Linked DNA regions of Homo sapiens: region 1 is linked to region 2. Evidence: chromatin loops called from intact Hi-C (ENCODE). Cell type or tissue: ascending aorta. All regions are shown on one strand. Links, peaks and the distances in the headings refer to the core of each region. The heading gives the core; the rest is flanking DNA. Region 1 has its middle 67 kb from the start of EIF4E3. Region 2 has its middle 78 kb from the start of SAMMSON.

Region 1 (4,399 bases), core at 182-4,181, 1.6 Mb after region 2:
GCCCGGCTAATTTTTTTCTTGTATTTTTAGTAGAGACGGGGTTTCACTGTGTTAGCCAGGATGGTCTCCATCTCCTGACCTCATGATCCACCCACTTCGGCCTCCCAAAGTGCTGGGATTACAGGCGTGAGCCACCGCGCCCGGCCAATCACCTGGTTATTATTGGTTGAGAAAGGTTACCAGCTTGTCCAGGGTCACCCAGCCAACTAGAGCCCAAGCCCCAGCTACCCCTTAGATGCTGCTGGGTCCACTGTGATTCCGATTAAGAAATGCTGCCTTCCTTGTTACTCATTTATCTCAATACCAAGATGGAGGGAATGTTTTGAGAATGGCTGAGGCCATGAGCATTTTTCAGGGATGGTTACATTTTCGTAGCCAAAATACCATTTAAAGGAATCAGAAAAAAAGCTTTGCCTTCACATTTTTAAAAATTTCTTTTCTTTTTCTTTTTCTTTTTTGAGACAGAGTCTTGCTCTGTCACCCAGGCTGGAGTGCAGTGGTGTAATCTCAGCTCACTGTAGCCTCGACCTCCTGGGCTCAGGTGATCCACCCACCTCAGCCTCGTGGGTAGCTGGGACTACTCAGCTATAGGCGCACACCATCACACTTGGCTAATTTTTATATTTTTTATAGAGACAAGGTCTCACCATGTTGCCTAAGCTGTTCTTGAACTCCCGGGCTCAAGCCATCCTCCCACCTTGGCCTCCCAAAGTGCTGGGATTACAGGTATGAGCAACTGCACCCAGCCTTAAATTTCTTAAATAACTCTCTTCAGTCTCCTGGAAAGCATGGCCAAGGGTCAGATGCTTAGTTCCAAGCTGCTCTCCACAGGCTCTCCTGTTAACGGACTCATTTGGTCTACACGCTACCTAAAATGCTTAAAAGGAAAATTTAGAAATGAACTTAATATTTGGTGACATCCATACATGAGTTATAATGCTAATTCTAAAATAAGCTATTTATACTGATTTACTTTTCACTGATATCCATTTAAATATACATAATATCCCTAAACATACAGGAAATTAATAACTTTAATTAGCATGTATTCTCTACTTGGAAAAAATCTTCATTCATTTTGCCACTCTATTGAGCTTGCTTGGAATCAAAACAAACTTTCTCATTTTCCTGATTGCCTTTAATTCTCAGGAAACTCAGACTTTCCCAGCTAAAAGAAAACCCTGGTATTACAGGGTACCCCCCCACCACATACCCACACACAGAGGTGTTAACTGGGCCAGGCATAAAGATCTTGAAAACTGATACAATTCCAGGCTCTCTGCTCCATGTGGTTTGAATGTCAGTTGAAAGAAATCAATTTTCTAAAAATTACAATAAAGCATGCATTGAGTTATCAATGTTCACTTTCTATGGGGTCATTTTCAAGTTAATCACCTAAAATTTTTAAAGTCCCCGCTTTATGATGCTCAGAAAGCTGCAAAGGCGGAAACATATCTCTCCTCTTAGTTTCACATCCTCTTGTGTCCCCATTTTTTTCCCACTGTCATGCCATGGAGTGTCGTGGGATTGTGAGTGTGTTTGTGTGTTCTCTGCTTATTCTTTGTACTTCGATTGAACACCACCTTAGATCATCGTTGACAAGAGAGTAAAGGTTATCATTAGCATGTTGAATAATGGATGGGGTCCATTGTATTTTCTTGTTTAGGAAAATAAATCATCCTGAAAACTTGTATTATGTTCTATGTGAAATGGAAGCACATCAGCACTTGTTATGTTTTCCTCTCCTGAGTCGGTTTGGCAGGGCGCCTGAGGCTGGAAAGAACAGCCAGGGGTTGCCAAGCAAGGGCTGGCTTGATTCCGTGCCCGTTCCTCTAGGGGATGTAAACATCCTGCCCTGGAATACTTCACCAACCTGCAGCTAGAAAACTACTGTGTACAACCGGGCAACTGGGAGAATTGGAAACTGTGAGTCACAGCACCCACAAGGCCCTGCTGGGTAACGAGGAGGTCAGGTGTTGAAGCTTCCTCCGCCCCACCCCAGCCCCCAGAATGAGGATGGCACTCAATTCAGCAGAGAGACATACAGGAATCAAGTGTAGGGGAAGGGCAAAGGAGTCTAGGATTTCCTGAGGACCTACCATCCACATGCCAGATACTGTTGGGCACCTTCATGCACATTCACTCGTGTCAAATGGAGCAGGACTGCTCAGCGGTTAAGGCTACAGGTGTCTAGAGTGAGACACACCTGAGACCCACCACTCACTGATTGGGCCGTCTTGGGCAATTTGCTTAATCTCTCTAATTCTCAATATATGATCAGCCAAATGGAGATGGACCAGTTAAAATACTGAAATCCCTTCACATCACAAGGGTAGGAGCAGTTGCCCTGAGTCCTGAGAGCACACACACTCCCACTGCACTGGTGGAACAAGCTCGTTCCTGGAAACCCCCCAGTGATGCAGGAGAGTAAGGGAGACTCAAGCCCGAAAGAGCCTTGAAGGCCTGTCTAGAGGCAAGGGCTGGTTTGCTGTCATTGACTGTTACCCACATCACACCAGTCGCTAGCCAGCTTTACAGGGCTGTCATAGCCACAGAGGTGGGGTCTACAAAGACTATCATGTGACAGGCCTGAAATACATGATAATAATAGTTATGCCCATTATATAGACAGGGAAAGCTAGGCTAAACGAGGTTAAACAACAGGGCTAAAGCCATGTATGGAACCAAGATATGAATCAAGGCGAGTTGGACTCGCAAGCTTGCGCCTCTCAACCCTGATGTATGATTGGAGAATCATAAGTGCCCATTTAATGACAGCATAAAGGAGCTTCCCTCCTAGAAAGAGCCATGGCATCAAGTGGATTTCAGATGTCCATGCTCATCTAAATGTCGCTCTTGAGGATTCGTGTAAAAGGCAGGCATGGACCCAGTTGCTACATGTTTTAATTATGGCATCAGACTTATTACATGGAAACTGCTTTTCTCAAATCTGAATAGAACATACTGGTCTCAGCCATGGCATCAACTGTGACAGGGGCACAGATCGTCTTCTTGACAGGATGTGATTCTTATGTTTGGGCACTCTGAATGGGCCATGAGTTGAGCCTCTGTTGTTCTGTGTGAACTCTGAGGATAGGGGTGGAAGGAGAAAGCGTGTCAAGATCTAATTCCATATTGAGAATAACATTATTACTTTAAAACTTTTATCAGGGTAGAATACTGCCAGGATATATTAAAAACAATAAAGGTTCACCAATTAGAAATGTAATTCTCACACTGTGGTCACAACACAGTTCCTATACCCACAGTCTTCTGATTCCACATCCTGCTTCTCCATCAGGTATTAATATTTGAGTACGAGATAGTCACCTGGGGGCAGGAGGGTGCTTTCATGAGAACAGAACATAAGGCAGTTAAGTTTTGTTAAGAAAGCGGGGAAGAGGCAGGTACATTACTGGGAGGAGGCCAAAGTGTAGATTATTCTAGAAGTAATCTAGGACTTTGCTATTCAGCCTGTGGTTCACAGACCAACAGCATGGGTGTTGCCTGGGAGCCTGACAGATGTCAGAATCTGAGGCCCACTCCTGGCCTAAGGATCAGAGTCTGTATTTTAATCAAATGCCCAGGCAGTCAGTATGTATGCTCATTGCTGCTGGAGAAGCTCTGCTCTAGGGGGCCCAGCCTCTGCTCACACTCAGTGGGTAGGACTTGGTGGGGGTGGTGTGAGCAGAAAATGAAGCTGTAAGAGATGGGAAGGTACCCAAGTGTTTGCCTAAGAGGTTATCCTGTCTGAATCGGCTGGAGGGAAAAAAAATTCTGTTCTCCGATGATGAGCAGGCTGCGGCTGCAGTTGCACACAGCGTGATGACCATCTGTGTATAAAAAGTGAAGCTGAAAAAAAAAAGAAAGAAAGAAAGCCAAGAAAAGAAACACTGTGCAGGAGTGCAGAATTGCTACAGAGGCTAAGCATGGCCAGGTGTTTAAGCAGGAAAGCCAGTCTTGAAGATCAAAGGCAAGTCGATTGTAAAAGAGAACATCTTGCCCACCAAACCCGGGCCCTCTGAATGGAGAGAGAGCGACATCTGAATAGACCAGATGTTAGCAGCCGAGGGATCCTTAGAGCCTAGAATAAACTCACCTAAATAGCTCTGTGGCATCAAAACCTCATTATCTGCCAGGCCCACCGCTAAATACAAACACAGGTTCTATCAGCTGATGTGAAAGAAGTCCTTCCAGGCACCCAGCTGAGGCAGTAGGAATTTTCAGTCTCTGTTGTAAATGGGCAGTAATTAATTATAGGACAGACACCGAAGCCCAAAAAAATAAGTTCTGTTTTGCGGATGACAAGGAGATGTCGTTTTTGGAAAGAGCTGTGTGAGCACTTCGTGGTAACCAGTCTGGGGCCATCACAGGTGCTATCTCCTGCAGGCCTGACACG
Region 2 (4,399 bases), core at 305-4,304:
ATTAAAATGACATGCCTTTCAAAACCTACTAGTGCTTTAAAACATTGTTGTAGTGATAAAAGATTTCCAAATGTTATTCTGAAAAGCAAGGAAAAGGATTTCAGACAAACTCATAGCGCAGTATAGTGGATTATGTCGAGCTCCTGGATGTAGCTATAAAATCATCTTTTCTTTCATATAAGCCTAGAGTTTTGGGCTTTTGGAAAATGTTTTCTATAATTGTTATTTTTCGATACCTGTTTTTTTTTTTTTTTAATATTCATTCTGAGGTAGTCCTATTACAGTAGGCTCATAACACCATAACTTTACCCATATATAGCCAGGCAAAGCTTTCTGCTGTTAAGTAGAACTTATGAATACTTAAGAGAAGCAAAGCATTGCTATTCTTGAGCAAATTCGGAGAGTTTAGAAACATTATTTTGAAATGTGCTTCCTTTAAGTCAGAAGAACTTAATTAAGTTCCCAGGGTTAATTGTTTCTGAAGTGTTAACATGTCATTTGTCTATTCAAACTCCAAAGCAAATCTAATACGGGATTTAATAACCTGTTTATGTGAATAGAAATTTAGGGTGAGGGTGGCGTGGGAGAAGAAGGAAAAGCTAATAGGCTTTTACCTAGTTAGTGGGTTTAAGGAAGAATTCTTTCTGTCTTTATTTGAAACAAAAGGTAAATCCTATGTTCAAAACTCCTTCTATTTGGGAGTATAAATTGGGATGACAAGGAAGTTTTGGAACAAAACAGTATTTTTACACTTTGTTCATTTCATATTTATCACTAGCTTGTTTGCTAATTTTCATTTGCAAGAGGCAATTCTTCCAGCTAACTGGGTGCCTCAATGGGCCACTGATTTCTTTGAAGTGACAGTCTGTAAATATGCATAAAAAAGGGATGCAATTAGCGTGTGTGTGGTTCAGTGCAGCCTGATTCCATTGGCAAGTTTACCCACAGTGTTGATAAGCTACATTATCTAGAAAATTGGCCGCTGAAAAACAGCACCTCTGATTGCCAGCAAAGGTTCCAGATAACAGGGTGCTGAAGAGAAATATAATTGAGGTTGAATATATTAACCAAGGTGTCACATGCTCCTTAGAAGCTCTAATTTATCAGCATGTTGGAATTTTTATTAACATTTGGAATGCGTTTCTACCACACTAATGAAGTGGAATTGGCAGTTCAGGTTTTAGTTATTGTCATTTCTGAGAAGTTAAATGTAATTTCTCGTTAGACACAGTTATGTAAATATATTTGTTCAGGGGCTGAAAAAAATTATACATTTTACAAAATACAGATATGTTGTTAAGAGGCAGTGTGACAAATCAGTGGTGGCTTGAGTCCTGAAAATCAGCCATGTATTTATGCTGCATTTTGTACATTACAGCTCTTCTTTGTGGGGGGAATTTGAGAGAAATGAAGGAAGCTTAATTTCATTAACTCTGTGACTGGCTCGCCTTTGTGAAAAACAGTTAAAATTAGCCACTGTTTTAGTAGGCTAGCACTTCTAAAAGGATTTTATGATTAAACTATTTTTTTAAATGAAAACTTGCTCAAATTATAAGGTGAATTAAGCTTTCATGGACGATATCTGCTTTTCTTTTTTCTATTCTTCTTGGAAATGCCCAAGATTTATATTCATTTTCTAATTCCAACAAATAGGTTTGAAAGATATTTGTTAACAAGACTATTAATTTCTATTATAAAAATAAATTGAGATGTGCAAATTTGAAATTATTTTAGATTGCATACATATGTGATAACACTATATGTTTTTTGAAGCAAGGAAATAAAAATCATAAACTTTGGGATAATGTTTCCTTGGGAATAAAGAGGAGGAAAGAGTCAGAGGTATCAGGGGAACATACACAGGCAGTTTCAGCTGTATATTAATAGCTACTAAGTTTGGTGATAGATTTTTGAGTGTCTGTTTTATTATGATAGTTCGTAATTACATATATGTAACATGTGTTTATATAGATCCTATATCAGAATATAAAACATTTTCAAAAGGAAATAACTCAATTTCTATTGACTCGTAAATTTTGTTTTCCCATGGAAATGATTATGAATTACAGTCTGTAGAGCACTGTGTATTTGTAACATGCTTAGTATTAGTTAATTGCACACATCTCCGACCTCAGGGAATGATGCCACATTTGTCCTCCATTAGTAATAGATACGCTGGTCACAAGGCATTGGTTCCCTAGAGACAAATGACCCACGGAAGAAATTCTCAGCTTTCCCTTTGCATTCACTCCTTAGCAACTGCCAGTCTTCTACTGTCCTATAGGGCTCCTGATTTCATTCCTTCTTCTTCTACTGGCTGCAACCACTCTTGGCATTCCTTGACCCCGTTTATCCCTGCTGCAATACTTCCGTGCATTTCACACACTTAACCTTTAGCCCTCAATGGTAAACTTCTCATCTCTATCACCTATCCCATCACATGTGTGTGGGGGGAAGATTTAGAAGATGGGGGTGGGGAGGAGTGGTGTTCCCTTTATTAGAAGGAACTTCTGGTTGGAATTGAACTTGACACAGGAGAATCTCATGCCCGTTGGACAGTTACTCTTAGGATACCCATTATGGTAGATGTAGTAAATTGTCGCTTAGCACACATTTTGCTTTTCTTCCAGTGTCACCAGTTAGATAGCAAAAATCTGTAATTCTCAGACTCTCTTGCAGCTAGGGTTCTGCAAAAAAATTAGGTTCACATAGGTGCATGCAGGTGCCGTTTGAAAGGTAATATTCTAAGTGTGGTTCACTAAGTCTCTGGGTGTGGAGTGGCAATGTGGTGGCCCTGATTCCAGATCATGCTTTTATCACTGTGTCTTTGAAATTAGCTGTTCTGTAGGCAGCCTTCAGATTCCCCACATTCTTGAGCAAGCAGATGTGGAGACTCCCCTGGCCCGCCAATTTTTCAGTGTGGTTACCTCGATTTATCTGCTTCTTTGGCCCTTCCTACAGTTTTGCAGGCTCTTATTTCTGTGTGTTAAATCCCTTTCTGCCCAAGTCCTTTACTTTTAAGCAACTGAACCCTGATCAATACCCCTGCAAATCTGGTTCAGATGACTCCGTAACAGGGCCAGGCCCAGAGTAAAGCAATACAGGCACCCATGGCACAAAACTTAAGTTGTTGGGCACGTTCAGGGTCATGGAAGTGTCTCTTTAAATTTTATGTCCTGGGCAACTCTCTTGCCTCACTTTAGTGCTGGCTCAGCTCAGTAAGCAAATAGCAGATGTTATTTATTTAAAAATAATTAAATCACATCTATAACAGATGTTGGCAAAATACAATCCATGGACTAAATCTGACCCACTGCCTGTTTTTGTAAATATAGTTCAGTTGGAACACAGCCGTGCTCTTCTTTTATGTACTATCTATGGCTGCTTTTGCACTGAAGAGCAGAATTGAGTAGTTGCAACAGAGACCGCAAAGCAGAAAATATTTACTCTCTGGCCATTTACAGAAAAAGTTTGCAGATTCATGCTCTATATGCTACTGTGGATATGCCTAAATGTGTGGGGTAAGACTGCCTGAGATCAAATTCTGGTTTCTCTATGAGTCTCTGGCTAAGTTGCTTAACTTCCATGAGTGGTGTGCTGGAATCACCCAAAACTTGTGGGTATCTCTTCTTAACTCTAGGTCCATTGATCATCTTGATAGCCTGAAATCAGCCATGGTGGGAGTATTTACTTTAGGAAAATTGGGAAATGCTACAAATCGAGGCTTCCCCAGAGACCCACGAACTGAACACTTGCTGCCTCTATAAGTATGGATGGACCCTGACTTATGATGGTGTGACTTATGATTTTTTTGACTTCACGATGGTGTGAAAGTGATATGCATTCAGTAGAAGCTGTGCTTCAAGTACCCATACAACTGTTCTGTTTTTTCCTTGCAGTACAGTAGTCAATAAACTAAATGAGATATTCAGCACTTTTCTATAAAATAGGCTTTGCGTTAGATAATTTTGCCCAAATATGTGCTAATGTAAGTGTTCTGAGCACACTTAAGGTGGATTAGGATAGGCTATGATGTTTGGTAGGTTAGGCATATTAAATGCATTTTTGACTTACGGTACTTTCAACTTATGGGGGGTTTATCAAGACGTAACCCCACTGTAAGTCGAGAGGCATCTGTACTAGATTCTTCTTTTTCCAAATGATGTGACACACACACTTAGTGCCACATCTGGAGCCTCTTTAACCATCAGTGCACCAAGCCCCCAGCTGCTGTGAGTGCTGCAGCTAACAGCTTATAGCTGTGCTCTCCTCAGGGGCAGCAAATGGCTTGCTGATATGGGTGGCACAAAAGCCCAGCTCCTTTGAACTATTCTGTCATGCAATTTATGCTCCCGAATGCCTCTCTTGCCATGGTTTAGACCATGGCTAGACTTTGCCT

The links. A loop is a pair of places that touch in the nucleus more often than their neighbours do. Peaks named below come from ENCODE experiments on the same cell type or tissue, not always from the same donor. Only the 100,000 strongest peaks of a DNase experiment are listed, where the experiment ranks them.
Region 1: a loop joins it to region 2, with 5 times the contacts of the local background. A loop is called at or near these places in 42 of 110 quality-filtered maps.

Annotation. Positions count from the first base shown.
Region 1 is chr3:71,656,477-71,660,875 of GRCh38, forward strand. It overlaps a transcript of EIF4E3 not described here. Among named protein-coding and RNA genes, the nearest start is that of EIF4E3, 67 kb to the right of the region's middle. In ascending aorta, for the core only: no CTCF peak of the experiment used is centred there; a DNase peak (open chromatin) is centred at 1,825; H3K4me3 peaks cover 398 bases; H3K27ac peaks cover 1,476 bases.
Region 2 is chr3:70,075,644-70,080,042 of GRCh38, forward strand. It overlaps a transcript of SAMMSON not described here. Among named protein-coding and RNA genes, the nearest start is that of SAMMSON, 78 kb to the left of the region's middle. In ascending aorta, for the core only: no CTCF peak of the experiment used is centred there; no DNase peak of the experiment used is centred there; H3K27ac peaks cover 873 bases.